Linked DNA regions of Mus musculus: all the other regions are linked to region 2. A link is a loop called in an ENCODE intact Hi-C map of the cell type or tissue named here. Cell type or tissue: left cerebral cortex. All regions are shown on one strand. Each heading gives the region's core, and the rest is flanking DNA. Links, peaks and the distances in the headings are about the cores only. Region 1 has its middle 25 kb from the start of Gm52731. Region 2 holds the start of Tgfbr1 (transforming growth factor, beta receptor I). Region 3 overlaps Galnt12 (polypeptide N-acetylgalactosaminyltransferase 12).

What was found. A loop is a pair of places that touch in the nucleus more often than their neighbours do. Peaks named below come from ENCODE experiments on the same cell type or tissue, not always from the same donor. Only the 100,000 strongest peaks of a DNase experiment are listed, where the experiment ranks them.
Region 1: a loop joins it to region 2, with 1.9 times the contacts of the local background. A loop is called at or near these places in 6 of 42 quality-filtered maps.
Region 3: it touches region 2 in a loop (2.0-fold over the local background); 6 of 42 quality-filtered maps call a loop at or near these places.

The regions. Positions count from the first base shown.
Region 1 is chr4:47,132,228-47,142,452 of GRCm38, reverse strand. No RefSeq gene overlaps it. Among named protein-coding and RNA genes, the nearest start is that of Gm52731, 25 kb to the right of the region's middle. In left cerebral cortex, for the core only: no CTCF peak of the experiment used is centred there; a DNase peak (open chromatin) is centred at 5,558; H3K27ac peaks cover 506 bases.
Region 2 is chr4:47,345,991-47,356,215 of GRCm38, reverse strand. It overlaps Tgfbr1 (transforming growth factor, beta receptor I), which reads right to left and starts at 2,994. Exons shown (of 9, transcript NM_009370.3): 1 at 2,820-2,994. The coding sequence starts at 2,904. It overlaps Gm32435 (a long non-coding RNA gene), which reads left to right. Exons shown (of 3, transcript XR_390551.4): 3 at 1,978-3,902. Gm42282 (a long non-coding RNA gene) reads left to right here and starts at 9,621. Exons shown (of 3, transcript XR_881255.1): 1 at 9,621-9,698. In left cerebral cortex, for the core only: a CTCF peak has its summit at 4,596 (motif pointing right); DNase peaks (open chromatin) are centred at 2,688, 3,131, 3,967, 4,609 and 1 more place; H3K4me3 peaks cover 2,655 bases; H3K27ac peaks cover 1,522 bases.
Region 3 is chr4:47,118,298-47,128,522 of GRCm38, reverse strand. It overlaps Galnt12 (polypeptide N-acetylgalactosaminyltransferase 12), which reads right to left. Exons shown (of 10, transcript NM_172693.4): 8 at 8,895-9,008; 9 at 8,015-8,161; 10 at 5,480-6,086. The coding sequence ends at 5,946. Among named protein-coding and RNA genes, the nearest start is that of Gm52731, 11 kb to the right of the region's middle. In left cerebral cortex, for the core only: a CTCF peak has its summit at 6,223 (motif pointing left); DNase peaks (open chromatin) are centred at 3,994 and 6,209.

The DNA of each region.
Region 1 (10,225 bases), core at 861-8,860, 210 kb after region 2:
CTGCCAGATCCAAGAGGCAGAGAGCAGAACAGGCTGCGGAGCTGTTGTCTGTTAGGTTCAGAGCCTCCATCTTACAAGATTACTATGAGTTCTGGAGATGAGAGGCATGCTCAGATGCTTAGCGCTGCCCAACTGTCCAATTCGAGGTGATCAAGAACGGACTGAGGAGGGAGCTTAGTCAGGGATGCTGGCTCTGCAAGCTCAAGGATCTGAGTATTATCTCCAGAACCTATGTAAGGGAAAACACAACAACAACAACAACAACAACAGCAACAACAGCAAACAACAACAGCCGACACTGGCATGTGCTTGTATCCCAGGGCTGAGGAGACAGCGAGGAGCAGACCCCCTGGGCTCACTGGCCATCCAGCCTAGCCTATTTCATGGGCTCCAGGCCAGCAAGAGACTATCACATAGAATGCAGATGACTCCTGAAGAACAATACCTGAGGTTGTCTCTGGCCTCCATACAGTACACTTGTGCACCGCACCAGCACCCATGAACACGCACATACAGAGAAACAGTGGAGAGGGCAGACCCTTCATGTATTGCCCCATGTTAGTAAAAATAACTGTTACAGTCAGTACTAAGGAGCCTCAATTCAGGGCTTTAATCTGGTGCCCTGGAAATCCCCCGTGGATGGAGTCTACACACACACACACACACACACACACACACACACACACACACACACACACGCCTTCTCCATCAGTTTCGCAAGGATAGCTGTGCCCTGTCATCTGGGCTGATCTGAGGTTTACCCCGAAGCTTTAAATATTCAAAGGCATCTTTGTTTCCCTGCAGAGCCATTCTCATTCATTCTGTGGTTACATAAGCCATAGCTTTGGTTCTGATATATAAGGAAAAACCCACTACCCATTTTATTCATTTTGAATAAACTAAAAATAATGAAATGCGATGCTTTCCATTTCCGGCAGTCAGTGCAGTCTTCAGGAAGAACAAAGGAAAGAAAAAAACAAAACCGTGAAAGATGGAAAAAGAGCCCTGGGCTGGACACACAGGAGCCTGAGATCCAGTGTGACTGCTTAGTCGGCCGTGTGACCTTGGGTGAGTCCCTCCCTTGTGGAGCCTCAGGCACCTCATCCAGTGAAAGAGAGAAGTGTGTTTGAGCCCCTCCAGCCCTGACATCCTACTTTCCAGCGAACAGCGAGACAAGGGACTGACAGTCTTATAAATGAATTGGTTTTTATTATTCAGAAACATTTCCAAATTTTGATGCGATCCTGCTTAGACAGAAGCAGCTACTGTCATCTCTCCTCTCAGATGCCTTCAGAAACACCACTAGACGCACAGGCGCCACCTCCCCGCACTCCAGTCCACTCCCCTGCAGCAGCATGGTCTCTTCCCCATATCCAGGCCTTTGAAATTGCTCTGTCAAGGTCACCATAACTTCCCAAGACAGAGAACAGCACATACCTCCATCTTTCTCTCTCTTGGCCTCTCAAACAGCTCCCCCATGGAGCATGCTCTTTTTGGAGATGCTATTCTGGCCCTCGGGGTGTCCGGAGGGACATAGGGGAAGTGCCTTGAGTGTCGCCAACAGTGCTGGCCAGAGCCTCTGTGTGCCACACATGCCTCGTGGTGACTCCTCTTCCTGTTGTGATCCTTTTGCTACCAAATTCTATATTCCCAGGTGAGACATCCATTTAAATACTCAACAAGTATTTGTTGAGAGCCAACAAATTCCCAAGCTTGGTACCCGACAGTAGGAACATGACCAGGGTCAGCACAGCCTCTGCACTCCTCCCATTTATAGCTCATTGCCAAAGTCGGATGTCCGTGAAATGGGGGAGTACAAGTCACAGATACAAACCAAGGAGCCAGGAACTGTGAGAGGTGAGATGGGGACAGACATCCACTCATGGAGCAGCAGGATGCTGATGTTCATAGATGCCTGGCTATGAAAGTGGGAGGAGCCAGCAGAGGAGCCAGAGACCTGCCTCTAGGCAGAACTGCAGGATGGAGGACCTCTCCAAAAGGGCACCTGGTAACCTAACACTGTCCTTTCTCTGGATGGAGAACCTGGGCAATCAAGTCTGGAAGACCCTGCCTATACTAACACCCACATCAGCCCCTCGCTCCTGGGGTAGAGGATGGAGCATGTGTGTGGGGGCTGGGGGGCTGGGGGGCTGGCAGACACACTAAGAGGTCACACCAGTCAGTCAGCAGCCATGCTTTAGAAGTATTCTGTGACCTTCCACAGACACAGCCAGGGTCTGCTCAGGGTCATGTCACAGAGAGTAATAATTCACTTGTGCTAACTTAGCTCTTAAGTGACTAACTCTATTTTGTCATGGGGAAGAAAATGAGACCATTTTCTTCAGGTGTCCCTGTCATCTTCACCAGGCCTGCTCTCTCATCCTCACGTAAGGGCATGGTGGCCAGCAAGGCCAAAGACCCGTCAAGGGCCACGCAGCCACCAAGGGGCCCCCAGGAGGACTTGTCTATGTGATTTCAATGTTCACACCACCTCTCGCCCCTGCACCACCTCAGAGACCCACTGGGGACTGTATGTCAGCAGGTGCAGAGAGGCTCAGAGACAGGGAGGGCCCTAGGACAGAAACCTGCCCCCTATATCAGCTCTATGCTGTCCCCTGAGTCACAGAAGAAAAACTGACCCCCGAGCGAATGAGTTGGCGGTACAGCTGCAAACTAAATAATGAGAGTGGGCTGAGGCCAGCGTCTCAGGACTGTGTGAAGAAAGCAGCTCCCTGGCAGGGGCAGCTGAGAGACTAAAGCACTTGCTGACCACACCCTCCCAGAGGAACAGGAGAGAGCTGGTCAGGATCCCATGGGAACAAGCCTTTGCTAGCCCCCTCCCCCACCCGCCACTCATCTCCCTCCTGGGGAAGCCCCTCTAAACATCTGTATCCTGCCAGGAGCTGGCACGGGGACTCTGCTGTCACCCAGGGTCATTCAGCAGAAGCCCACTAATCCTGGGACTGTCACCTCTGACCTCACAGAGACCCTCCCTCTCTGACCCTGGAAATCTGGAGTGAGTTTGGGGGGGAATTTAGACGGATGTTGCTCTTGCCAGTTTCCTGTGGAAATTAAGTGAAGCCAGGCGGGGAATCACTCGGAAGAGAAGCAAGAGACTTGAGGACAGCAGGGAACATGAAGGCGGGAGGTGTTTGTTTGCAAAGCTTTACTGGGTCCATCTCAGGGGAAGAAGACCCCTGGCAGGGCTTGTCAAGTAAAGCAAGTCCCTGTCCAGCCAATCTTCATCCCTCAGCCCCACCCTGGACTCTCCCAGCGCCCATGGCTCTGAGCCCACAGATCGCCACACTCTCTGGCTCTTGCAGGCTTCTGAGCCCAACACAAGCTGCTTCCTCTGCCTAGAAGAGCCTTCCTTGAATCTGTGTTTGGAAAACCTCTACTCAACTCTCATTGTGTCTCCCTATCCTTGATAGGGATTTAATCACCTCTATATCCACCATGCCAGAAGCTGGGGGGTTGGGGGAGGGGATAGGAGGAAAGATCTGGGTTGGACATCATCCCAATGCCATGTATACATATATGAAGCTGTCAAAGAATAAATACACGACATCTGAAAAGATAAAAGGAGAAATGAAGTCAATTAACTGGAAGAAGGGAAGGGAGGAAACAGAAGGGAAAGAGGAGGTCTAGTGTGAATGCGAGCTCACAGATACTGCCCGTGGCTGTTGATGTACCAGTCTCTCTAAGTACAAGCCTGCAGATTGAGCTGCTACGGGGTTGAGCTGAGCAACACATACGATTCCACTGGGAACACCTGGAAGCCATACTGAATTAGGAGAGGCTGCTCCGAGTCAGAGGCCACAGGCTCCTTCTGGCGTGTTGCTCTGCCATCTAGCATCTAGGGTTATGCCCTGTGCCCCAGTGTGTCAACCATATGACTGTGTCTAAGATTCCAGCCACAGACAGGCACAGGGCAAGGCAGGGAATATTGTTCCCCTCACGGATACAACTGGAACTTGGGATCAGATGGCTTTGACTTGCTCCCTGGCCATGGCTACTAGACAAAATGCTGCCAGCTTGCCTCCCTCCCCTCTTTCCTGTCTTCCTCCCCACACCTTGATGACAAGGTATCAGCCCCCTCTGTAGCTAAGGGGTCCCAGAACCCAGGGCTGAGCTGGTTCATAAGATTTGTGACATAAATAAATGTGCATGTGTCTCCTCTTCCTCAGGATAGACGTGTATAGGCAGACAGTGAAAGAGACCAAGGCCTTGTGTGCACATCCTGGACATAGTTGTACTTGAAGCTACTGACTAGGTCTAAGTATGGAAATAGTTGAAGATTTAGCCTGTTCCTTGTAGGTATGAACTTGAATTTGAGAGACTTCCTCTTGTACAAGAATAAAGCCACCCATGGGATTGTCAACTGCCTCTCAGGCTTGTGGTTCTTGAAGCTGATTGCACTTCTCACTGGGTAATACCTTGACTGCTCATCGTGATCACCAGCTAGAACATGCAGGTCACAAGAGGGCCCAATGGGATCCTGGGAAATGGGGCTCCAGAATAAAGGAAGGATGACCACAAAAAAGATGGGGAAGAAACCCTGGGCAACAGGGTCTCTGTGTCTGTCAGCTGTGAGGTCATAGAGCAAGGGGGTGTGGGAACACGAGGAAAAAAAGTTTTCAAGGACTCCAGCAAATGAAAGGCCCGTGACCTTGGCAGGAAGGTCCAGCTTGGGGTTGGGGACAGAAGCCAAACCACACAGTGTGATCAAATCCCAGCTTTGTGCAGCTCACTGAGGGAGGAGTGGGACACACATGCTCAAGGAAGGGTGATGCAATGCAGAAATAGCTCCATAGCCAGCTGTGGCCGTGCTCCCTTGCAAATCCACTCCTCCCCACCCCTGGGTGAACTTTCAGCTCATCTGGCACAAGGCATGGTCCTGACACAGATGTGCCTCCCTCAATAGTTCCTACCCACGATTCAGAAGCTTACTGTACGTTAGGGCCTATCCACTGGCCTTTCCTGGTAACCCAATACCATCCTAATCTGACAAGAACCAGACCATGCCTTCCTCCAGTCCCCTCTTTTGACTATGCAGTGACCCAATGTCATGCATATGACCATGCCTATACTCCAGCCACAGACAAGTAGAGGGCATGGGAGGGAATGCCTCTCTCCTCAAGGAAACAATGGAAACTTGAGGTCAGATGGCCTTGACTTGCTTCTCAGCCATGGCTCCTAGACAAGACGCTGCCTAAGTGTGCCACCTCGCCTGGAATTACCATCTGGAATCATAATTGTCATGGCTCATAGGATGGGATCAATGTCCACACTTGTGTTCCCACAGGGCAGAGCCCACTGCTCTGGTGCATTTAAGAGTGTCAACAGCTGTGGTGAGCTCCTAGAAGACTGTAGGGACCTCTCCTGGGTCCTGCCAGGCCCTTTCGTTCCTCAGAATTGGCCTCAGATGCTCAGGAAGGAAGCAGAAGGCCGAGTGGCCCATGGTGCTCCCCCACCCTGCTTGCTGCAGGGCCTTCCCTGAGGACAGCTGCTTCCTTTCACTCTTTTTAGAACCAGAAGACACGATTATGACCAAATTTAGCAAACAACCAAAAAAATGAAAATCCAACCCATATTTTAAAGTGCGCTTCTGCAACTCCACCCTCCGGAAGGGAAGTCTCCTCCGAGCCATGTGGGTGTGGATGGAGAGCTGAAGAGGCAGAGCCATGCTGTGTCACCATTCTGAGGGCAGTGGACATGGGCGGGGTCTCCTCACCAACGACAGACAACTGGCAAGAGCAGGGCCAGACTGGGGTCTGGGGGGGTCCATAGCCAAGAGAAGCCATCTCTTGGCTATAGCGGGGGAGAAGAGATGCTTCTACACTCCAGATGTCAGACTCGGTAGAATGGCCCTCTTTAGACGGGCTCTACTCTTAGTACATTGTTCTACTGTGCTTGCTGAGGAGCACAGGAAACCCAGGCACCAGTGCAGACTGCCTTACACTATCATAGCAGCCAAGTATTAGGGGCTGCACATGACAGGCACACTGGACAGGGGGATTGAAAACTATTATTTCCAGGAATTCTAAATGAGCCCAGCTATGTCTGAGAGATTTTCAGAAGCGGGGAGAGGTGCCTGGGAGCCAGAATGAGTGAGGCAGGTACACCAAGCATAGGTGCCAAGGCTTGCCCTGCAAAGTACAGCATCTGAGAGCCAGGCCTGACGAGGCTGTCCTGAGAGACGCTGTTTCCTCTGGCTAAATTAAGAGACAAAGCGACCAGATTAGACAAGGCTATAATCTCATTAGACTCAGTATCCCTCAGCCCAGATGGGAACCAATCTCTCCTCAGCTAGAAAAACACGACAGGGCCAGCAAGATGGCTCTGTACATAAAAAGTGCAAGCTTGATGTCATGGCTTCCATCCTCAAGACCTCGGGGAGAAGAAGAGAACTTACTCCTCCAAGTTGTCCTCTGGCCTGTATACATCCCCCAACTCTCAAATGAAATGACGAAAGCATGCATCTATAATGTACAAACACTTCCGTTGTGAGGTTGTCATGAAAATTCAATGTATGAAAGTCAGTCATCATGGTGTCTCATACACGCAGTACACACAGTAAATGGTGTTCATCATTGTTAGAAACTTTGGCATGTATGACAAAGTTGACAGCCGGGTGTAGTGACACACACCTATAATCACAGCCCTCAGAAGAATCAGGAATTTGTGGTCAGCTGGGGTTACATGAGACCCTCTCTCAAAAAAAAGGCAAGCAGAAAGCAAGCTAGCTAGCAAGAGGCAAATACGATCAAAGCTTAGTCGAGGCATTTCTCCCAGGAGTTGGAAGGTGCAAGATGAGTTTGTGCATGTAAGCCCAGGGGCCTAATTCTGCATCCCGTGAGGATGGACTGTGTTTACTGGGCATAAGGCTTTTCTTTTGGTTTGTTTGTTTGCTTTGTTTTGGTTTTTTTTTGAGACAGGGTCTTTCTACATAGTCCTCACTCTCCTAGAACTCACTATGTAGACCAGGCTGGCCTTGAATTCACAGAAATCTACTTGCCTCTGCCTCTGGAGTGCTGGCATCATTCAGATGGTCAGCCACGCAAAGGAAGCTGTGGTCAAGGAAAGACTGTTAGGGTCTCTGATCCAGCCTCAGCACACTTGGGCACGTGGACCTGAAAGTCTTCAATCCCCACCACAGAGATGCTTGCACATCCATGTCTACTGCAGCACCATTGACTGTTGGCAAAATATGAAACCAATCTAGATTGCCAGCCACAGATAAATGTCTAAAGAGATTGTGGTACATATAGAGGATGGCTTTTTACTCAGCTGTGAAGAAGACTGGTGTTTTCATCTGCAGGAAAATGCAAGAACTGAAGATCATCAGGTCAAACACAAAATCAACCAGAGTCGGAAAGACAAATGTTTCTCTCATGTAGAATCTAGATTATGTACTCTATCTATCTATCTATCTATCTATCTATCTATCTACCTACCTACCTACCTACCTATCTACCATTTATCCATCATCTATGCATCAGTTATTATCTATCATCTATTATCTATTTATATATAATCTGTCTATTATCTATCTATAATCTATGTATGTATGTATACTATTATCTATCATCTATCTATAATCTATGTATATATATGTATCTTCCTACTATCTATAATCTACCTATCTATCTATCCATCTATCATTCTATATATCTATGAATATCACATAAAAATAGAAAGGCACTACTTGGGGGCAAGAAAAAGACCAGTGGGGCATGAAAGAGAATAAGGGTACGTTTTTAGTTAAGACATATTCTCTCTCCCCACTACCCCCTCTCTCTTCTGCATTTGAAATGCTCACACACACATGTGCGAGTGTGCGCGCGCACGCACACACACACACACACACACACACACACACACACTAAGTGGAATGGCTTTAGCTTGGTGGCTCCTTCAACAATGCAACAAAAACAAAATGAAGCAGAAAATGAAAGTGAACAGAAGGCTAGAGGGAATGCTCCAGTGGTGCTGTCTCTGGACACAGAGTGAGTGGCTTCTTGATAATATGTTTTTGTAGTTTCTAAATTTTTGACAATGAGCTTACGTTTTTTGCTCTTATTATTTTTTACTTTGTTATTTAAAAAAATTGGAAGTAAATAAAAACACGCACTAAAATTAAGCAAATCAAAGATTATGCAACTTAATGAAATTATGAAATGTTAGAATTGGCTTATTTTTTTGTAATCATATGAAGGGAATAAAGTGTTAAACACAGCGGCACACACCTCAGGAAGCCAGCCTTGTATGAGACTGTGGGTGTGGGTTTAGTTCTGAAGCTCCCAAGCCAAAATCTATTCCTATCAGAGATTCAGAGCAAGCAGGTGTCCTTATCCCTGCCAAGCCTGCTCCCTGTGTCCTTGCAAGAGAGAACAGACACCCTGAACAGGAACCCAGGAGGACAGTTCTAGGGTGTGAGGCCCAAGGATGGGGTCACGGAGGTCCTAGGAGCTCAGGTGGCACGGTGGAGATGGGAGTGTTTCACTCAGCTCTAGGGTCAGTCAGGCTTCAGGTCAACAGCAGTGTGGCTCTTTACACTAGGACTAGTCTCCCCATCTGCAATGGCTGGTGTTTATCACCAACATGACTCAGTCTACCCCACCCAGGAACTAGGCCTCTACAGGACCTTGCCTCTGGGGGATGATCTTAAGTTCCCTGATGTAGGCACCCATCTTAAGTGTGGGTGGAGTCACTCCCTGGGCAGGGCAATCTGGGTTGTATAAAATGAAGGAAGACAGCTGAGGACCGATAAACACCCACCTTTGCAGTGACAATTTTGGCATTTTGGTTGGTTCCTTTGAAAGACACAGAAATGTTATAGGAACCTGTTTTCATCGTAATCCCAGGTGTGAGAGATGAGGCTGTTGCTTCAGGTGGTCCACGGCAGCTGACTATGCTGTGCCTCCTGCTCTAGCAGGGGCGTGATTTTTCCCAGCAGCAGATCGTTTCTGCGACTGTGTGACATTTGGAATTCTGGGGACTTTTCAGAGGGTATATAAGAGCCAGGGTCTTATTGTTGGTTGGATACTGCTGGTTATTGGTGGCCGAGGTTTAAGTAGTTATGCACAAAGAAGAAAGAATAAACTAAGGTATCCTGACGATAAAGATCAAACTTGCCCCAAGGAACTCAACAGGAAGCAGTCTAATGGCAATGTTGTCCCCTCTCCCCTGTATCCTTTTTTCTTTCCTATCTAGTCTTGGGGTTGAAAGGGTGGAAACAAAGGGGTGGGGCAGGGTGGAAGAAAGAAGAACCCACAAAGTAGCCAAAGACTGGCTACACGCCCCTCTCTGTTTCTTGACTGTGCCTGCTGCTTAGGCTCTTCTCCCTTGACTTCCCCACCACAACAGACCTCATAGGGCTGTGCACTAAAACAAACCCTTTCTCCCTCAAGTTGTTTTTTTTTTTTTCAGAGTATGGATAACACAGCAACAGGATAGACCCAAAGGCACCATCAGAAGGTGGCAGAATCAAGCCTGCTCTACTTTGAATCAAAGACAGTATTGAGCTAGGACAGACCCTGGGCCAGCAACAGGAAATGAGAGTTCTGGCGCTGTGTGACACTGGTCTGGTACTTTCCCTCTCTGGGCCTCTGGTTTTCCATCTGTAGTTGGTGGAGTTGGACAGAGTACGTTCTCACTGGCTTTCCAGCTTGAAGACAACAGTGGTGTGACAGCACAGAGCCCTGGCCACCCTGTCTTCATGGCCTGATAGACTGAGGATGCCTTTGGGCCCTATTGTTCTAGCCCTGCCTTTAATGAGGCCACATCTGGAGTGTATCTCCGCTGAGCCCTGTTGTGTGCAGCTCCTCACAGCTGGGTCCCCATAAATCAATTTGTTCTATGGACAAGTTCCCAGAACCATCACAGATTCTGACCCAGAAAAGCAGTTTTTATTTCCCTGCAGTTTCTGGTTCCAAAGGCTGTGAAATGAAGTCCACTCACATTGGGGCAAGCTCTCAGCTTCTCCAAATTCCAGCCCAGAGGATTTCAGAGGAGCCACGTGTCTTCAGGCAGGAAGCATGAACCAACCCCTTCTGGTTCCTTTGAGAGGTTGGGGTGGCACCCCAACTCCACGATGAAAAGACAGCGGAAATGATCCCCCCGGACTCCTATGACTCTCAGATTCTTATTCTCCTCAGAGATCTTAGTAATTTTGGAGAAGAAGAATAAAGAAAATTCACCCCTGTGGAGGGAGGGAAGCCTG
Region 2 (10,225 bases), core at 1,383-9,382:
GACTTTTTCCAAGAAAGCCCTGAAATTGCAGGCAGCAAACAGCATTCTAACAAGTGATGCAAATATAAACAAGTAATATTGTGTATTTGTCCAGGGATAAGGGATCAATTTCCCTACAAAAATCTATATTGGAGAAAACATATGCTAGCAGAGAAATATAAATAACAGACAGTAAAGAGCAATTTCAAGTTTTAAGAGAAGCTAAATTATAAAGAAAAGCTGTGCATTTCTTCAGAATGTATAAAAGGCTACACTGAAACAACCTAACGAAATGAGACAAGGTGAACTTATCTAGGTCTAGCGTCTTCTTTTTGGGGGGTGGGGTTGAGATAAGACCTCTATATTATGATGTCCTAGAACTCACTATGAGATCAGAATCTGCTGAGTGCTGAGATTAAAGGCATGAGCCACAGTGCCCTGCAGGCCATAGCTTAAACTGATTCCTAATTCCACATAGAGATGCTGGGTCATATAACAATCTGGCAACAGTAAAGGACTTGTGAATGTATAACACCCCAAAATTAATTCAAAATCAACTGAGTAATGAATCTGAGGTGTTTCTGGCAATCCATGCTTATGTTGCAAGATGCAACTTCACTACAGTCTTGGTTCTAAACACACATGCTATCGTGCTATGCAGTGCTAACACAGTCCAGACTATTATTTTATGAGTTTTAATGTTTTTATTGAATATACAAAGTTTTCTATTCTTCCAGAAACATACACAAACTACAGAAAAGACTTTCATTCCTCATGTATATCAAAGTGGTATATCCTTGACCAATTGTATTGTGTTAAAATGTCTGATTTTAAAAACTGCTGTTTAAGTTGCTGACTTAAATTTCATTTTAAAAATTATTACATAAATCTCATCTTGTGATTAAGATAGAATTGCAACAATTTCTGAAATGGTCCTAAACATCTGTAATTATGTGGAGTCGCCAGCACTGGATGATTCAGTTCTTTAAGAAAAAATAAACTCACCCATCTCATTACTACAGAAATGTGCTTTAATCTTTAATAAATGGTAAAACTGTATATACCAATGAATTGTTTTAAAATAATTTTATTTATGCTCTATTATCAGTACATTTGATTTATATACCCATCTTTTACATTTTGTATGTGACTCATGGGCACATACAATCTTTTGAGAAAAGAGGGTGGCAAATGGGGAAAGTTTATGAAGTACTAGTCTAGGTTTTGAGCAATAAAAACATCTAGGCTAATTTTGTATTACATCATTGCCTAAGTAGGCTATAAAGTCCTCCAGGACATGAACCAGCCTTCTCAGCATCCACGTCAATACTGCTAAATGCATGAACGTGTCCTGCTTTGTTTTAGGTAGAAAAGAATTAATTACTTTACCCAAATAACTGTTAGATATGGTCACTTATAGTTGATGCATAATTATAACAATTCTCCCACTTTGTCCACCATTATTTCCTTCCTAAGCCAATGTCAAAAACCCATTGTATCTTCTACTGTAGACCTATGTAAAGAGAATGTTCAAGTAAACTAAGAAACTGATGGCTAAGTTATGTTATCAAATATCAACTGTTCTTTAAGTGAGTCATGCTACTTTGGTGTAACAGGTGCACAGATTTTGAACCCTGAAAGCCTAAGTGCAAATCCTAATTTCTGCACTTACTAAGAACTTAATCTTCTGCACCTCAGTTTTCATGTCAATATACAGGACAAATACTGGTACTGCGAGGGTTCTGATACTGTGTCTTTTACATCTGCATTATAATCAACTCCCAATAAACAGTAACTATTAAGTTTAATCATAGTTGGCATCCACAGTCTGGAGAGACTTTTGTTTTGGCTTGTTTTGCTTTTTAAAATGTTGTTATCCAATTTCCGCAACAAAAATGTATTTTCACTGTATGCAGGTTGCTAATGCCGAGCCTCAGTATTTTGCTTTCTCCTATTTTAATTGGTTCCTGACAAAGTTTTTTTCAATCTTCCCTCCAGAGGTGACAACCAGTATCACGACCGGCTTTAATATTTTGGGAAACCACACATTTCCCTTCAAACCCCAGCTACACAGAGGTCTGGTTTTAAAACTACCGCTTAGGGAAATGATACACCCAAAGCAACGATCCCCTCGAGAAAAGGAATAATTTGATCAATTCTACAGAACCGTTCCCATTCAAACGTTCCCAAATCTGCAGAGTGAGCAAACGTTCAAGTTTCTACTAGCAAGAAGACAATCTGCAGCCTTCTGGTTACTGGACTCTGAACTCTTCCCAGACTCACGAAGCGAGAACATTCCGCGCATCTTCGCGCCTGCTTCTCACACAAAGCCCCTGGTTGAAGAAAAGTCGCCCTAGGCGGGCGTCGGCACTCACGGCGGTGCGGCCCACCCGGGGTCTCTGCCCACGGCGCCCCTTTCGACCCTCCGGGGAGCCCTCCAAGCGCCCGGCCCCGGAGCGCCTCCACGCCGGTGCCCGCCCACGCCCCAACAGCTTCAGGCCGGGGCGCATTTAGGCAGTGGAATCAGGGGGCCACGGTCCCGGCCGGCCTCGCACCCCTAAGGGCAGCCCCCGACCTCGGCAGGCTCGCCAGCCGCTGCCCCCCGGGAGCCCAAGAGGGCCGGCCTCTGCTCGGTGCTCCGCCACCCGCGCTCGACACCGCCCCCGCCCCGCCTCTCCTCCCCGCCCCGGCTCGCGTGGCGCCTGCCGGGTCAGGAGCGCCCGGCCGGCCGGGCGCCGCCACCTGCGCCCCCGGCCCCGCGCCATGTTTGAGAAAGAGCTGAAGCGAGCCAGAGGCCCGGCCCGGCCCGCGCGCCCCGCAGCCACCCGCCCGCCACTCACCCTTCGCCCCCGGGAGCAGCGTCGCCGCCGCCACCAACACGATGAGGAGCTGCGGACGACGTGGAGCAGCGGCCGCCGCCTCCATGGTCCCGCCGCCACTGTTTGTGGCCCGGCCCGGCCCCGGCCGCAGCTTCTCCTCAGGAAGCCTCGCCCCTCCTCGCCCCACCTCCCCGCCGCCGCCGCGGCCTCGCTCCGGCCCTTTGTAACTGCTCGAGGGGCGTACGCCCATTGGCTGCCCGGCTCCCGCCGACCCCGCCTCCCCCGCCGCCCGCGAGCGCCCTAGCGGGACCTAGCCGAGAGCCCCGCCCGCGGGGCCCTGGGCTACCAATGAGCGGCCGTGGGTTTCTGCCTCTAACCACGCCCCCGCACTGCTGGGCCTCTGACCACGCCCCCTCACCGCTGGGCGCCTTTACTCCAGCCACAGCGGGCAGCTCGCGCTCCCGCGGCGGGTGGGGGCAGGGTCCCAGTCTGCGCGCCCGAGGGAGCCCACGGTCCCGACTGAGCGCAGGGTGTGCCTGTGAGAGTTGCTCAGGGAAAGACTGTGACCGTTGCACGCTCTTTTCTTCTACTCCAACCCCACCCTGACTTCCCCTGCACAGTCCTGCACCCGCAAAACCCAACTCTCGCCACTCGGACCCTCAATATTGTCCGGGGTTCAACTTCCCCCACCCTAGACCCGCGGCTTCCAGCCTCCCCGCAAAGACAGTCCGATTTCTTTCTGCACTCCACGTCCGCCCCAGACCTCGTCGTCCTCTCCCCAAATTCCAGTCTCAAAGTCGGAGCCCAGTTTCGGAATCCCAAGGTGGAGCTCAGACACACCCCCGAGTGGCCTCTGTGTCTCGGCACCGTAAAAAGACCCAGACTAAGGGTCCCCGCCGCCCTCCTTCCCTCCCACCTTTGCTGTCCCCGCGTGGAAGCGGAGAGGCCCACGGGTTTCGAAGGAGGGAGGATTGCCCTACGAAGAAGCATCCCGCCCCGGGGCGAAGCGGGAGCAGTCATAGGTACTTTGAGTTGTCTCCGACACTCCTGTGTAATAATTTCGAGGTGTCACTAAAAACCCAAATAAACTCAGCTCCGCTTTCATTCTGAATTCCTAATTTACTGTGAGACGCTCCACCCACCTTCCCTCTGGGACGCCAAAATGAGCTCCAGATTTGTAATTCTTCCTGTCAGACTAGTCCTTTCTTCAGACACAAACACAGTCACGGAGGCGGCCGCATGGCACCGACAGCATTTTTCCGCAGAACCTTTTAAGGAGAAAATGTTATTTTCTGTGTGATTTGAACTCGGAATTAAATAAAGCTCCGTAGTAGGAATCAGCCGGCCTCTAGTAGCTGTTGGTAAATTGCTTTATAGCCACTTTCCAAGAGTTTGATCCTGCTTATGAAAGCAAACCGTGGGGGCTAAGAGCTGGGGTCTGAGACTGCTCCTCGGCTCCAGCTAGGACACGCTTCAGCAAGTCCTCAACCTGCCAGAACCTGAACAGGCCTGCTCTCTGGGACTCCAGAACCATCAGTTCCTGCCTCCCCTGGCTCCCCTGGCCCCCCTGGCTCAAATGCCCTGAGGTTACAGGGACTAAATTTGACCAGCTTCTAATGAAATCTCTCTGGGAGATATAAAGAGCCTGACACACCTAAAATCTCCAGTGACTGCCCCCGCCTCACCCCCACCCCTAAAGCCTTGTACTTCCTAGGCAAGTACTCTACTCATAAGCTATACCCCCAGCTCTTGTGCTCCTATGTGCACCGTATGCAAGTAGTGCTTGTGGGGTCCAGAAGAGGGCGTCCAATCACTTGGAACTGGAGTGACACCTGGAGTGGAACTGTGAGCCACCTAACAAGGATGCTAAGAACGGAACCACTTCCTCTGCAAGAGCAGCAGTCTCTTAACTATTAACCTATCTCTCCGGCCCCCAGCCCTTGGTTTTTAAAGATGGGGGTCTCACTATGCAAACCAGGCTAGACTGAAACTCGGAATCCTCCTTCCTTAGTCCTCCACCTCCCCTCCCCCAGGCCTGGGGTTGCAGCCACATGCCAAGATGCCCCCCCTATTTTTCTTTTTCTGATCTAGTCTGTGTCTTGCATAAGATCTCAAGAGATTTTTATGCTATGCATGAATAATTAATCTCATAGGAATTTTTTCTCTGGTTATCTTTAATGGGTTGCAAATATTAAAAGCTCCCATCCCACTTATAAATGGGACTGAATCACAAGTCCAGAGTGCCTTAGTGACATAATGTGTCTGGAACAGTGTCTGGGACATAGTAAATATTTAGTTAATACCATTTACTTTGCCCCCTCCCCTTTGCATGATGTTAACCTTGAGTCTAACCCAATGCTTTGCCTTATGAAGCCTGTACTGATCAACATGAGGATTTTTTTCTGTGACACATTTCCTAGTCCAGGACATTTTCCATGGAATGAAGTGTGTTCACTTGGAAACTGAGGAACAAGAAGGAGAAACAGACTATTTTTAAATTATATCTTTCTGATATTAGGGGGAAATTTCCATGAGCTACAGATCTGAAAACAAGCTGTGTTAGAATGAAACAAAACCTGTCCATTTAAATTTGGGACTCTCTACAGTTTTTTGGGTTCAGCTGCTTGGGTCTGGGACCTGGAATGCCTGCTTAAGCTCCTCTGGAGGCAGTCCAAGAATATGCATCGCTAATAAACTACTCAGGAGGTTCTACTGCACAGGGCACCTGACCACTTCAGAAGACATTCACCTGCTTAAATATAGTAAAATGAATGAACCCACCTGTGTTGAAAGGTTGAGCCAAAGGTCGAAGCCTCCAGCCTTAGAGACTTCTGGACCCTCGTGATCCTAACATTCTCTAGATATGGGTCTGGGCTGCCTGATTTCTACTCACTCCCTAGCCTCAACACTCATTCCACCTTCTGTTACCCCTCCCCCCCACACACACACCTCCCGTCCACCCTCCTTGTGGCAAAGTAAGAATTATCTTACCTATACACACAGTTTTGTTGTGAGGCCTAAATGAGTGGTTGCCTGTAGACAGTCAATCACAAAAGTTCATTCCCATCTTAGTCTCCACAAATTCTCGGAAGGCTCATAGGATGCTCACTCTAGTGCCTTGATTTAAAGGGGAAGAGAAAGAGGATCATCTTTCAGCAAGTTGGCTCTGGAGCTCTGTCTGAGAGAAGTACTCTAGCCCCTTGCCCTCTACCCGGTAAACCCTCAGCCTTTACGCTGAGTACATTGCTCTTTTCCCTTTGGGCAATTCTCTTAACGAAGATACTTTCTCCGAAACAGAGAGCCAAAGGTTCTAGTTCTCTCATCTCTATCCATTTCTAGAGTGGCTTGGTAACAGAATCCTAACTCCTTCAGGGAAAGCAATTTACCAGGAGGGGAGGGGGAGGGGTTCAATTTGTTCAGCTCCACACTTGAGTGAGCATGCAGCAGGGTTCAGTCCAGCAAAACGGGAACAGGAATCGCTTTCCTTCCCGGCTAAGTTTGTTCCCCCTGTGATGACTAACCTTGGCTGTCAACTTGAATCTACTAAAACCCAAGCTGCTAGCCACTCCTGCGAGTGCCTTTTTGAGCAGATTATTTGCAATGGGAAGACTCACCCTAAATGGCATTTGTTTTGTTTTGTTTTGTTTTGCTTTGCTTTGCTTTGCTTTGCTTTGCTTTGCTTTGCTTTGCTTTGCTTTGCTTTGCTTTGCTTTGCTTTGCTTTGCTTTGCTTTGCTTTGCTTTGTTTGCCTGCTTGCCCTCACTTTCACCAGCAAGTCCAAGGATCCCATTACTGTAGCCTTCCTTCACCCACTTTAGAAACAGTTTCTCTGGGCATCAGATGCACACTGGAGACCAGCCGTCCTCCAGGCTTTGAACAGCAGACTGAGACTACTGAGATGCCCAGCTTCATGGGGCTGAGAAACTCCTAGAATCTCCGCCTGTCCAGTGTGAGCGAGCAAGTGTTCCACCGCCCAAACTACATCTTGCAAAACATTCTAATAAACCTACATGTATAGTCTATCAGTTCTGTTCCTTTAGAGGACCAGGACTAATACACCATTTAAACAAGGAGCAAACACATCACTCTCACTTTCTTTCTTTCTTTCTGGAACATAATTGCAACCTCTGGAGACACAACAGCCTCTTGTAAGCATAATGGTGATAGCTCATATTAGGTTTAATAATGAAGGAAAATGGGTCTCCAGTAAATGTGGTGATCAACTACATCAACTCTAATGCATATTTCCTATTGCGCAAGAAAAAAACAAGCCTTTGTTTTAAGCCCTAGAATACTTCATTTCTGCCTATTCTGTCCTAGCCTTTCCTCTCTTCTAACCTGCAAATATTATTGATTTATGTCCTGGTTAGATGTTGCCAACTCTTTGTGCTCCTAACTGAATGACAATGTACCTCACGACTTAGTGGCTAGGAATCATAGCTGCATTTATTGTCTAGAGATTGTGGGCAGGCAGAGCCAGCTTCTCTGATCTAGAGCAATGTGAGCTGGCCTCTGCTAAGCTCTGTCATGAGCACGCTGTCAGGACCAAGCAGACCCTTTCGGGGTGGGGTGGGGGGTTTCATCCTCTAGCAGGCTAGCCTGGACTTGCTACGATGGCAATGCAGAGATCTAAGATAATGAGAGAAAATATGTAAGATCACTTCACATATTTTAGGTTTAGAGATAGCACATTGGGTTCACTATTGCCCCTTCCACTGATTTGGGCAAAAACTGAGCAGAGACCAAAGTCAAAGCATAGAGGTGAAATTATCACACACACACACACACACACACACACACACACACACACACACACACACACAATTTATATATAATATATATACAATCCATGCGTGGTTCTTAGCTCCCTTTTCATCCTTAAGGTAAGCCACACAACACAACTAGAATGTTTCTTCCCTGAAGCTGGTCATAGATAGTAACCCCCACTCCCTTTCTATCTTGGAGACACTGGACATAAAGAAACTTGCCCATCCTGTTTGACATAATACCTGAACTTAAGAAAGAGTCCTATTCTGTACTCTCCAGAGATGCAGCAGAATCAGGCTGACAGACTTGCTAAACTTCTCTACCCAGGCTAGGCACTCTAGAACATACCCTCTTGTCCAGTCATTTTTTATATGGTTAGCCATGTTTCAACTATGCCTGTGCAAGGCTGGGATGGGAGACCTCTGGGTAGATTCACACACGGAGGATCCTTGAAGGTGATGCTCTTTCCAAGGCATGGATGCTCTGTGTCCCTCTCCCACAGCGAATCCTAGGCATCTCTTCATCCGAGGGTTTTGTGATATTCTTCACAATCAGCTGCTAAGTCTAGGTGTTTTCTTCAGATGTGAGCGTTTCTAGCAATCTAATTTAGTCAGTTGGCCAGAGGCGTAAGCATAAACAAGCTGGGACTTGAAACTCACCTCAGAAGGATGTGGTTTAAGTCATTTGAAGCCTGAAGGAGATTTTACAAACACTGACCCCAGGCCCACACATTTGAAAATGCAGAGACTCAGAGGCCCCAGATTGAATCCACATAACAGCCTGGGTTTTATTCAGTTTCTAAATTGAGGAATTTCTGGTCAAACTCGAACTGATTTTTATCTTGCCAATTTCTATGTGATGCTACAGTTCTTTCAACCTTAAGTTATTTGCTTTACACACACACACACACACACACACACACACACACACAGAGAGAGAGAGAGAGAGAGAGAGATATGTACATTATATATTTATATTAATACTACCTTGCAAGTCTATATTTATTTGTTTTGTTAAAGAAATTATGTTATTATTCCCCTTCATTTTTAACTATTTTTTGGGAATTTCATGTTTTTCATTTCTACCCCTCTGTCTTTTACCACCAGCTCACCCCCATCTCCTTCTGAAATTCATAACCTACTCTCCATTAATTTTTATTGTCACACACATCAACATTAGTCCATTTATATGTACATATGTTTAGGACCAGCCCCTGGGGATTGAATAGTCTATCATGGAGCGCATCCTGGAAGAAAACAGATTCTCTTTCTCTCAGCAGCTACATGGCTCTTGATCTAAGGGTAGGGCCATAAAAACATTTTCTTATCCATGTTGGGTGTGTGGGTCTTGCTTAGGCAACCATATGGTAGGGATATCATAAGTCATTGTGGGGCCCTGACCCATATGACTCATAAAAGAAGAAGTCAGTTAGAAATGCACGTGCTCAGAGGGAAGGTCAGGAGAGGGGGCTGAAGAGGCTGCAGGGGTTCCGAGTGTGTACCGGACTATTCACACACAGAAACCTCATTTGGTTCCCAGAACCCAACCTCACACAACCACCTGAAACTCCAGCTCCTGCCTCCTTGCCACCTGCACCCACATGGTTACACTCATACACAGTAAACACATGTAAACATGTCACTAAAAATACCAGATACCTCTTTTTTAAGATCAACATTTTGAAAAACAAAATAGGAGAAAATGAGCCAGCACTGACCTTCCCCCCACTCAAAGGTGAAATAGACTCTCTTTTAAAATAGAAGAATCCATAAAATCACACTGCAAAACAATTCTGATCATTTTTTTAAATCTCTGAATATCCGTATTGCATCACCTCCATTCTGCCTAAAATATATATATTTTTGGTCTCCTTGGAGGGAACCATTTGTGGTGCTTCGAATTAGTTGTCAGCCAATAGTCTTAGGCCTTTAAATACTTGGTTCCCAGATGGTGAGACTCCCTGGAAAGGTGTGGCTTTATTAGAGGGTGCGTGGCCTTGGGAGGTGGCTTGACTTGAAGAGCCTCCTACTTTCCCCAGTATGCTCTCTGCCTTCCTCTTGGCTGGGGATGTGAGCTCTCAGCTGCTCCTGCAGCAGGAGCTGCTGCCGTCATAGATTCTAATGCTCTGGAACCGTAAGTCCAAAATGAACCCTTCCTTCTATAAAGTGCTTGGCCATGATGTTTATCACAGCAACAGAAAGTTAACTAACATATCTTCTTGGCTCTCGTTTGGTACAAATGTTTTTCTTTCATTGTCATTGTTAGATTATGTTTTCACTGAAAATAGAATGCCAGGGTGACTGTTTTCATTAAGCAACTGGAATACGGGAGTGGTTCTGCCTTCCCTTTGTTGCTGGTGTGAAATCAGACAACAGTCAAATAGCTTCTCCTTTGTAGGTAACCTGGCTTTCTTTTCTGTCTGGTTTTATTTGTTCATTTGGTTGGTTTTTAATGGACTATTTATTTAGTCATCTATTAAAACAGAGTCTCATGTAGCCCACAGTGGACTCAAATTTACTATATAGCCAAAAGTGAATTTTACATCCTTCTGCTCCTAATTTCCAAGTGCTGGGATTACAGACCTCTGTCGCCACTAAGGGTTTGTACAGCTCTGGGGATCAAATTCGGGACTCTGTGCAAGCTAAGCAAGCGCTCTACCA
Region 3 (10,225 bases), core at 1,336-9,335, 230 kb after region 2:
ACCTGGGAGACTTGGCAGCCTGGGCTACAGAGAGGATTTATGGCCAGCCTGAGGTACATCAAGAGATGAAAGAGGGGGGAATAGGGAAGGGGTTTGCTGGTTGTGAGAAAAAGGGAGAGAAGACGTGGAGGAAACGAAAGAGTAAAGAAAACAGAAGAAGAAAATGGGAGGTGCTGGAAACCTACATCCCGGAAGCAACTGCATCCCCTAAGACTTAGTAAGGCTGACAGACCCTGAGCCTCACCCTAGAACTGCTGAGCCCAAATGCACCTTTTCTCTAAATGGCAGGTGATTGCCTCAGTGCAAGGGAATGTGTGAGGAGCTGTTCTAACAGGAGGGGGAAGGGAGATGGCTAGGACAGTCTATAAAGAAACAATGCATATGGCAGTGGTGGCATATAATCCCACCTTTAATCCCAGCACCTGGGAGGCAGAGACAGGCAGATTTCTGAGTTCCAGGACAGCCTGATTCACAGAGTGAGTTCCAGGACTACACAGAGAAACCCTGTTTCAAAAAAACTGAAAGAAAGAAAGGAAGGAAGGAAGGAAGGAAGGAAGGAAGAAAGAAAGAAAGAAAGAAAGAAAGAAAGAAAGAAAGAAAGGAAGAAAGAGAAGGAAAGAAAAAGAGAGAGAAAGAATACATAAATATTATCTATAATTATATATAAAATAGAACATAATGTTAACCTTAGAAGTAAAACAAAACCTTCCTGAGTAATACGACATTTGTCATGAGAGGAAATTTTATTTCTTGGGAATTTTTAATCAGTCTAAAACAATGGAATCTTCTAGAATGACCTGTAGGAGTACTAGGCAGAGGGTCTCCAGTACTCCAATCTCACTGTACATTCGGTATTTGTGTTCTTATGGATGGAAGAAAACCACTGATTGATCTCTGATCCTAGACAGTCAATCTGAACTTGGCTCCTAGAGGCCATCTTGGGACCTAGCCACAACACAACATGGCAGCTTAGTTCTTCAAAGCCAGCAGCAGGTTCTCAGCAGTGACCTCCAGGAGCTGAGCTTCAGACCCATAAAGCACAGGGACTGATTTCTGCTATTGGTGAGCTGGGAGACAGAGCTCATGTCTCAGAGAATGCAGCAGCAGAACACAGCTTGCTTTCATTCGAGATCCAGAGGAAAGGAAAGCTGAGCACACCCTGCCCTTTGACCCCCAAGAGTGGTGAGGAAGGAGGTGATCGCTGACTTCACCTGCTAACTTCTTGGCTACAATAGGAAAATTCAACGGACACCCGGAACCTAGACTTTCAGCATGGAGGAAATGTTGAGGAGCCTAGCAAAGAATGTTTGTGGTTCCTAAATAGAGGTTGGGTGAAGACAAGAATGCTGGACCTTGAACACAGAAGGGTTGCAGAGTGGAAACTGGAGAATGGCCATTCTCCTCGGAGCAGAGAGTTCTGCAGAATTGACTTGTGAAGTTACAGCGACCTCAGTCCTGGAATAACCCAACATGCCAAGGATGGTCTTATACCCAGCTAAACTACCCCACAAATATGGAAGAAAGGCTTTTTAAAAATTCCCAAATAAGCAAAACAGCCAGATGCAAATGATTCTACTTTTCAGAGAAGTATAACATCCTTGCAATTCAAGCAAACAATATGTGGAACCTCAGAATGTCAAGTACAACTCGGGAACTGGTGTCTACACCAGGAAACTGAAGGACCCTGTGAGTTTATGTGTGTGTGGGCGGGGGGGGGGGGGGGGAGACAGAGAGAGAGAGACAGAGACATCTCCAGAAGACATACTTAAGCCATCATGCAGGTAGGTGATGAATCTGTAGTGGACTCTCATCATTTTATGAGAACCATCATCCTGGTGACCACTCTCCTGTAAGACTCACCCCACTGATCCCCACACCCAGTGTAGAAAGGTGATCTGCTATGAAGACCACCTGTCTCGGTATGGCTTTGCAGAAGAGGCTCAACTCTGAACATACCTGTTCAAAGCTGGCAGGGAAAGTGCTAAGATGCCCTGAATAACAGCAAAGGCTTTAGTCACCTGTGCCCCAACACCACAATTCTTTTCTACTCCTCATTGACTGTTCATGTCCCAGCTCCCTATTCCTCTGGCTGAAAGACCACATCAACTCCATCTTGGGTTCAGGTTCCATCTTAAAGAACTTGAGTTAACCAACAAGCCTGCACCTAGCACTAGTTTCAGGTCTTTCCTAACAACCACGCATCAGGAGGAAAGCAAAAGTTACAGTTGTACCTAAAGATATTTACTTATGAAAGTTTACAGCTTGGCTCCCAGCACCAGCCAATCATTCTAAAGGGCAACAAATTCTGTAATAGCCCCGCAACAAAATGTGTGCCAGGCTGGAATCCCCTTGCTTGTTTGCTTGCCTCAACAAAAGGTTGCTTGAAACTAAGCAAGGGGGTTCACCCTCCTGTCCAGCCGCATCAGTGACTACAATGTGGCCCGCACTCGAGCTTGAATAAAGACCCAGTGCAATTGCATCAGAATCAGCTCCTTGGTGGCCTCTGGAGGTTTGCAAAATGGGCATGACAGTGGCTATTCTTAGTTGTCACCTGATTACATCTGGAAGTAACGAGTGCCTGGGCACACCTGTGAGGGGTTTTTCTTAAATAATTTGAAGCTGGAAGACCCACTTTTTAATCTAGGTCTTTTGAGGTGGGAAGATCCATTCTTAACTTGGGCCACGCCTTCTACTGAGAGTCTACATAAAGGACATGGAAGATGGAAGCTTGCTTTCTCTGCCTGACTGATCTCACTCTCCCTGGCAGGTCTACTCCTTCACTTGGATTAGAGCCCGCTTCTTTGAGATCCCAGTGCATACTGAAATCCAGCGGAGACATCCATTCTCGTGGACTGAACAGCTACTGGGTTCTTGGACCTTCCATTGGTAGACTAGCCAGGGAAGAGTGAGGTAGCCATTGTTGGACTAGCTGGACCATAGTCTGTAAGCCATTCTAATAAATCTACTTTTTCAATTAATCATCTATCTATCTATCTATCTATCCATAGTCACCTTTCAGTTCTGTTCCTCATCCACCCACCCACCCACCCACCTATCTAGCTACACCTATTCACTTATCAATTCTCTATCTATCTATCTATCTATCTATCCATATTAACCTATCAATTCTGTTCCTCATCCATCCACCCACTAACCCACCCATCTATCTATCCATATTCACCTATCAGTTATCTATCTATCTATCTATCTATCTATCTATCTATCTATCTATCTATCCATCCATCCATCCATCCATCCATCCATCCACCTACCTATCTACATAGTCACCTATCAGTTCTGTTTCTCTAGAGAACCCTACCTAATGTCTCATTCCTCCCCGGATCTGTGATGCTTCTTGCCTTTCATGCCATTTCCTTCCCATGGCCCACTTGCTAACACTTCTAACCCTAACCTCTTTCTTTCCAGGTCAGGGATCCCCCAGACGATGGTGGTCATGGTAGATTCTATTAGTCCCGGGGGAGAGAAGAGCCACAGCCACCTGCCAGTGTGAACGAGCCCTGTGAGAGCGACACCTGTTCACAGGTCGGACACTTGAGCCTCAGGCTCTCCTCCAGGACTCAGGAGTCACCCATGCAAATCATACCCTAAACATCTATCATCACACACCCAGGTCCCTGAAGGGCAGGCTAGGACTGATGCTCTTCTGTGAGTCACAGATAGAAAAGCAAAACAGAACCCTAGGATCCAAAGCAAGCTGCCTCAGCCACTCTGCACACCAGCACTGCATCCACACACTAGGGACGGGAACACACAGGCAGGACAGCTGGAGGCACTTCCTCACATCCATGTGGCCTTCTAGACCCTTCACCCATCACTGAAGGGAAAGCCGCCTCAAATATTATAACATCTTCAAAACTAAGAGAATATTGTTTTCCTGGTCTTCCCACACCCTGAGGCTTACTTCTCCTGGTGGAAGAAATCAGTGAAGAGTCCTCAAGCAGAGCCAATTGGCCACCATGCCTCTGAGGCACACAGGCACAGGTGCAGCCGCCCACACGCCGGGTGCAGTCTGGGATGCCGCCGACTGCATGTCTGGCCCACCCAGGCTGTTTTCCTCTGTTTGGGGAGAGGCTCTCTGCTACACCAGGCCCACCTAACCACACTATAGAAGGCAGAGGGAAGCAGAACTGTGGACCCTCCCCTGACCCACAAGTCTCCCCAGACAAGGGGAAGGCCATACCCCGCCTGCCTCAGCATGAGAGCTGAGCTGTGCAGAAGCCACCCCACCCCACCCCACACTGATGAAGGGCTGCCTAGTCCACAGAGAGAAAACATCTGCATTATCCTGTACTGGCTTCTGAATAAACGCCTGCTGACACTCACTGTGCTTTGCACTTTATACGGGCCTATTATGAGAATCTAAAGGGGTGGGATGGCTCAGTGGGTAAAGTGCTTGCCTTCAAAGAGTGGGGACCAGAGGATGGACCCTCAGCATCCACAGAAAAGCCTGACTGACATGGAGGTCTGCAGAGAGTGATCAAGGCAGACACCTTGATTTAAACTCTGACCTCAACACACATGTGCCTCAGATATGTAAACACGCTACATACACATAAAAGAGGGTGGCGGGGGATCTCAAAGATAACATCTCAGAGACCCCCCACACACATGCTAAGCCCTACCTGCTCCCGCCCCCACACCCAGTTTCCTGGTCTCCATCTCGCTCACAGGAACTCCAGTACAGAGCAGGTCAGTCCAGGCAAAGCAGACCTGATTCTGAGGAGCGATACCCTCAGCATACATGTCTGAGAGAAGAGCGAGAGAAATACGCTGATGCTTTTAATCCATCGCACTTGTGTTCTCGCAATTGACGGGGACGAAAATAAGATCTGCAGTCTACCTTCTGACTGATGTCTTCTTGAGACAGGGTCTCATGTAGCCCAGGCTAACCTCAAACTCTCTGCGTATCCAGTGATAACCCTAAACTTCTGATTCTCCTGCTTCCACTTCCCAAGTGCAGGGATTAGGGGTGCGCTGTCAAGCTGATTATTTAAAATGGGGTGCTGCGGATTTAACCCAGGGCTTCATGCGTGCAAGGCGGGCACTCTAGCCAGAGACCCACACCCTCAGTTCACTGGTGGCATTTCTAATTGTTCCTATTAGCTTCACCAAGTTGGTGAGCTCTTGGAGCTGATCTGGAGTCATTCAGACGGTTGAATTATCCAGCAATGTCCACAGCAGCTGCCTCATCACCAACTCTCAATAATCAAATACTATAAGTAATAATATCTATAATCAAATAATATTATAAATAATATTATTAAATAATCAAATGCTATTTAAGGAAAAGCTTAAAAGTTGAGTTTCATGTAGAGCATTACATTTCTTGCTGGAAATACCCTCTTAAGTTTATAGGGCCTTGGCAAACCCTATAGCTTCTTTGAGCTTTCAGATGTGGTTAGCCTGGTTTGGTCAGTAATGAACATTATGATAGAATTTTGGCTGTGGCATCAACGCATAAGCAAAAGCATTCTTTATTGTATGAATCTAGACTATCTCACCCCACTCACACCTGAAGAAATCAACAGTATTTCTAGTGTCCACCTCATCCCCCTGAGAGAACTCTAACTCAACATTTGAGGTATTAACAGTTTGTGTAAAATGTGCTACAAACACCCAGGAAGCTTTGTATGTATCAAAATAAAGTATTTACCTTTTTTGCTAATGAGAATAAAAGGCACCATTGTAAAATGCACATCTTGATAGGAAAATATCCTTTCCAAATACCAAAGGCAACATCTTAGGATTGCCCTCAGAAAGCAGGATGCCAGGAGACATTTTTAAAGTTTTCAAAATCTGTACAAAGCTTATTCACACTCTTGTGACACCCAGCACATTCACGAATGACAACCGTGTACGCTGTCCATCTCATTGGGCACACAGTCCACAGCCGTGGAGGGCTCCTTCCTTGGCAAGGCGATGCACTACGACATGCGCTCCTTGAAGAACCACCTCTGGTTATCTGAGTTGGTACAGTCCCGTAAGTATGGTGCAAAGCCGTTGTCTAACACCTTCTCTGTGGCCTCCACACATTTCCTGCTGTGCTTGTGAACTAAAGTGCCATCCTACAAATGAAAACATTGTTATGTTCAAAATTATTTTAGTGATTGCTCAGAAAAGCCACATTTCCCTTAAGGCAGATTTTGAAGACCCCAAGGAGTGACTTTTAGCATTTCGTAAATGTCAGTAAATGCAAAACAGCGCCACCTGCTGGCTACTGAAGAGGATGGGAGGGAGCCTCTAGCTCCTCACCACTCCCCTCCTTCAGTGAAGTCACAGCCAAGATCCTTTATGGACCTCCCTCATGTCTCTCCATCACCTAACTCCAACCTTATGACTTCCTTCTCCTGAGCCGTTTAACAGCATCACGTGACCTTCTAACTTGGTGGCAGCATATCCAGGTGAGGGACCTGAGTCCACAGGTCACCTGTTCTCAGCCTGGTCACAGTCTCACATCCCAGGTCATGGCAGTCTTTAACGGCCAGCTTGCTTCCTCAATACTTGCTGTGGGCATGGAGAGCCTCTCTTTGCTGTGTATCTTGCCCCTCTCTCTTCTGTAGTGTAAGGAACATAACAAGGGGCCAGCAGCCAAAAGTGACAATGCATAGGCTCCTGGTTCCGAGGGAGAGGCTTTGCAAACTGCTAGATGCTGTTAACCCCCACACTTCCATGGCTCTCCAAGTTTCCCCCTGAGGAAGCTAAAAGTAAGGGACTCACTACAGCATCTCTCTGGCCAGCCTTCTACACAAACCCACGTCTCCAAAGGGATCACTGAACTTTAAGGTAAAATGTTTGTTCGTGTGGGGGCTATGCACGTTCACACACATAGGCGTCTACACATACATGTATGTGTATGCAGAGACCAGAAGATGACAAGGTATCACACCTCCACCTTCTTTACTTGAGACAGGGCCCTTTCTGACTCTAAAGCTCATCATTTTAGCTAGCCAGCCTGTCCTGGGAACCCCTCTGCTTCCTAAGTACTGCCTCCCAGGCGACCTGTCAGGGCGTTACGGGGTGATGAAAGTCTGAACTCCAGTCTTCATGCCTGTGTGCCAAGAGTGTTACCCATTGAGCCATCCCTCCAGCCTTACAGTGGAATTCTTAATGCAGCATGTGACCAATCTTGTTTCTAGATTGTACTATCGTTGGGGGCGGGGGTAGAAGAAAAATGCAAAAGGAAGAGGACAACAGATTGTGGACTGTGTGGATTATTTTTCCTAAACTATTTTATTTTAAGACACATCTTGCTGCCCTGGAACTCACAATCCTCCTGCCTCAGCCTCCTGAGTGTTGGGATTATAGGAGTGTGCTACCATATCCAGATCTTACTTTCTTCTTAAAGTCAAACAGGATAAGACCACAGGGTTAACACCGCAGCTCTTCCAGGGAGCCTGTAAACTCCACTGCTTATTATTCTATTTCTCTACAGGAAAATATATTTCAACTTTGAATGGGATTTTTGGACTGCTCACAAATGGGTCAATCAACAGTATCTGGAAAGCCAGCTCTATCCCAGGCTGCCTCTTTGGTCACATCCCAAGCAGCCACAAGTTCTCTACAGGCCCTCACAGCTTCCACAGGAAGTCCCGGGAATCTCTAAGTCCTTCCCGGAGCAGAGCAAGGCTGCTGTTATCAAGCCTGTTTCAGAGCAAGGTGAAATGATGCTCAGAGAAGAAGGGTGGGTCATGCCTGGGTCTAACCTCATGTTCTGGCACTTGGGTCACTTACGACACTCATATACCCATCTCACCCCCACACATTAGTGTCAACTCTACTTTCTATTACAACCCACAGCAGCTCATACCGTAAAAGACTGAAAAAGAAGAAAGCCTCACTGTTACCAGAAGCCATACACTCACAGTCATTCCCCCAGGGTCAAAGTGAAGTTTCCAGTGTCTGAGACCCACCGGGACCAGGCTAGAGAGTACACCTGGCTTCCGCACAGGCGCACAGACCTGGGCCGATGGCACCGAAAGCTGCATTCACTGACCTCCTGTAGGATGAACTCCTGGTTCTCTGGGACGGTCTCTCGGCAGAGATCCATGACAAGGGTATCCTTCCCGTCCTCCACGGTGATGCAGGCTTCGGGCTGGCGGGTGTTATAGCGTATTTCTTTCCGGGTCGTATACTCGAAAAACTAACAACAGTTTAACAACCAACAGATGTCAGTTTACCTTGTGATGTGGAGGAAGATGCCCTGCACAAGATTATCTAGGGCGGTAGTTTCTCAACCTGCATATCAGACATTCACATCACAGTAGCAAAATCATAGTTATAAAGTAGCAATGATAATAATTTTATGGCTGGAGCTCACCACAACATGAGGAACTGTATCGAAAGGTCACAGCATTAGGAAGGCTGAGAACCACTTCTCTACTGGAAATAAGTGAGGGTGGGTTAGAGCACCACCCCTACCCCACACCACCACTGCCATGACCCTGTATTACGGTTCCAGGTATCTTGAGGTACTAAGTTGACCTCTTATTTAAACCTAGATAAGTCTCTACTCCTGGATTTTTTTCTGCCATGACACATCCAAAGTAACAGACACCGTGAATCCCACATGCTAGGCTAGTGCTCTGCCACTGAGTGATACTCGTGCAGAGGGCTAGTGAGAGGGGTAAAGGCTCTGACGACCTCACCTGAGTCCTGTCCCTGGGATCCACATGGAGGGAAGAGAGAACTGACCCCCACCGTTCTGACTTACACACACACACACACACACACACACACACACAGAGAGAGAGAGAGAGAGAGAGAGAGAGAGTAGGTATATACACACACACACACATACACAGGCAAATAAATAAATATTTTTTAAAAAGTGTTTTAAAAGAAGCTTGCCCCTCCCCATCAAGGCCCACGCCTACCTGGTTCTGACCCATCCCATGGCAGAGGTACAGAAGGACCTGGTGGCCTTCAACATGGTTTTCATTGGGAGGATTGTAGTCAAGGCAGTACCCTCTTAGGCCTCTGTTCTGGAGCTAAACAAGACACAGAGGTAGCACCTCAGTCTAGATTTCCACACACCAAAAGGACTCCACACAAGGAGAGAGAAGAACACAATGAAAGAGGAGCCCTGTCCCTTTGCCCAGCTCTTTCCAGTCACTATAATGTTTTCCTATGCTAACAACAGATGGGAACTTGGCCAAACTTTAAGACAACAAATCTGGCCTAAAAGCTTGCACCTCTAACTGCTCAGTCACAGCCTTCTTGCTGCCCTAGCACAATCTTGGGTGTGGCCTCACTTCCACGGTTAGGAAACACAGAGGAGAGAGGTCTAGCTTACAGACAGTGCCACGAGTGAAACAGTACACACACAACCAGACTGGGGTAAAAGCAGTCATGGCAGAGAAAATGAGGAGGTGTGGCTCAGACTAATGGAGCCTTCCAAAGCAAGCTGCAACAGCCCGACACAGTGTGTGGATCCCCACTAGAATCTGCAACCACCCACAGAGCACCCTGAGAAATGGAGGAGTGTGCGCTGAGTGGCAGAGTGAACAGGAGCGAGGCTTCGTGGTTACGTGGCAGGCTTCGTGGTTACGTGGCAGGCTTCGTGGTTATGTGGCAGGCTTAGTGGTTACGTGGCAGGTTGTGCACACTTGAGAGTACAGAAGGAAATCACAGGACACCAATAGCCAAAAGCACCAAGGCAGGACAGGATAGAGGAAACAAGAGGAAGAGAATCTTGACGACTCTAGAATCACAGACACAGGACTCATTACACTATTCCCTGTGTTTTGGTACATTTGAACACTTTCACCTTGAAAACATAATTTAACACTAAACCCTGGCTTCATAGTTATCCAAAATGGAACAGCAGCATCTCAGATAGGCAACAGTTAGCCCATAGGGAGATGGTTCAGCTCCTAGCAAAATCAAGACTCTCGCCTTGTTTGGCCTCTTTTTTTTTTCCCTCTACATATTCTGGATGACTGGAAGGGAATCTTCTGCCTCTGCTATTGCTTGTGTTGTTTCTAAGGGCCACAAATCACTAACTGGCCAGGCCAAGTAATCTGAAAATACTGGCAAAAACTAAGACACAGAAACCCCACATATGCATGCCCATTCCCCACAATTAACTGACTGGCAAGATGCTCAATGGGTGCAAGCATGTCCACACAGGTCTAATGACCGGAGCTTGGTCCCCGGGTCCCACAGAGTGACAGAAGAGAAGCCACTCCTGAGAACTGTTCTCCGA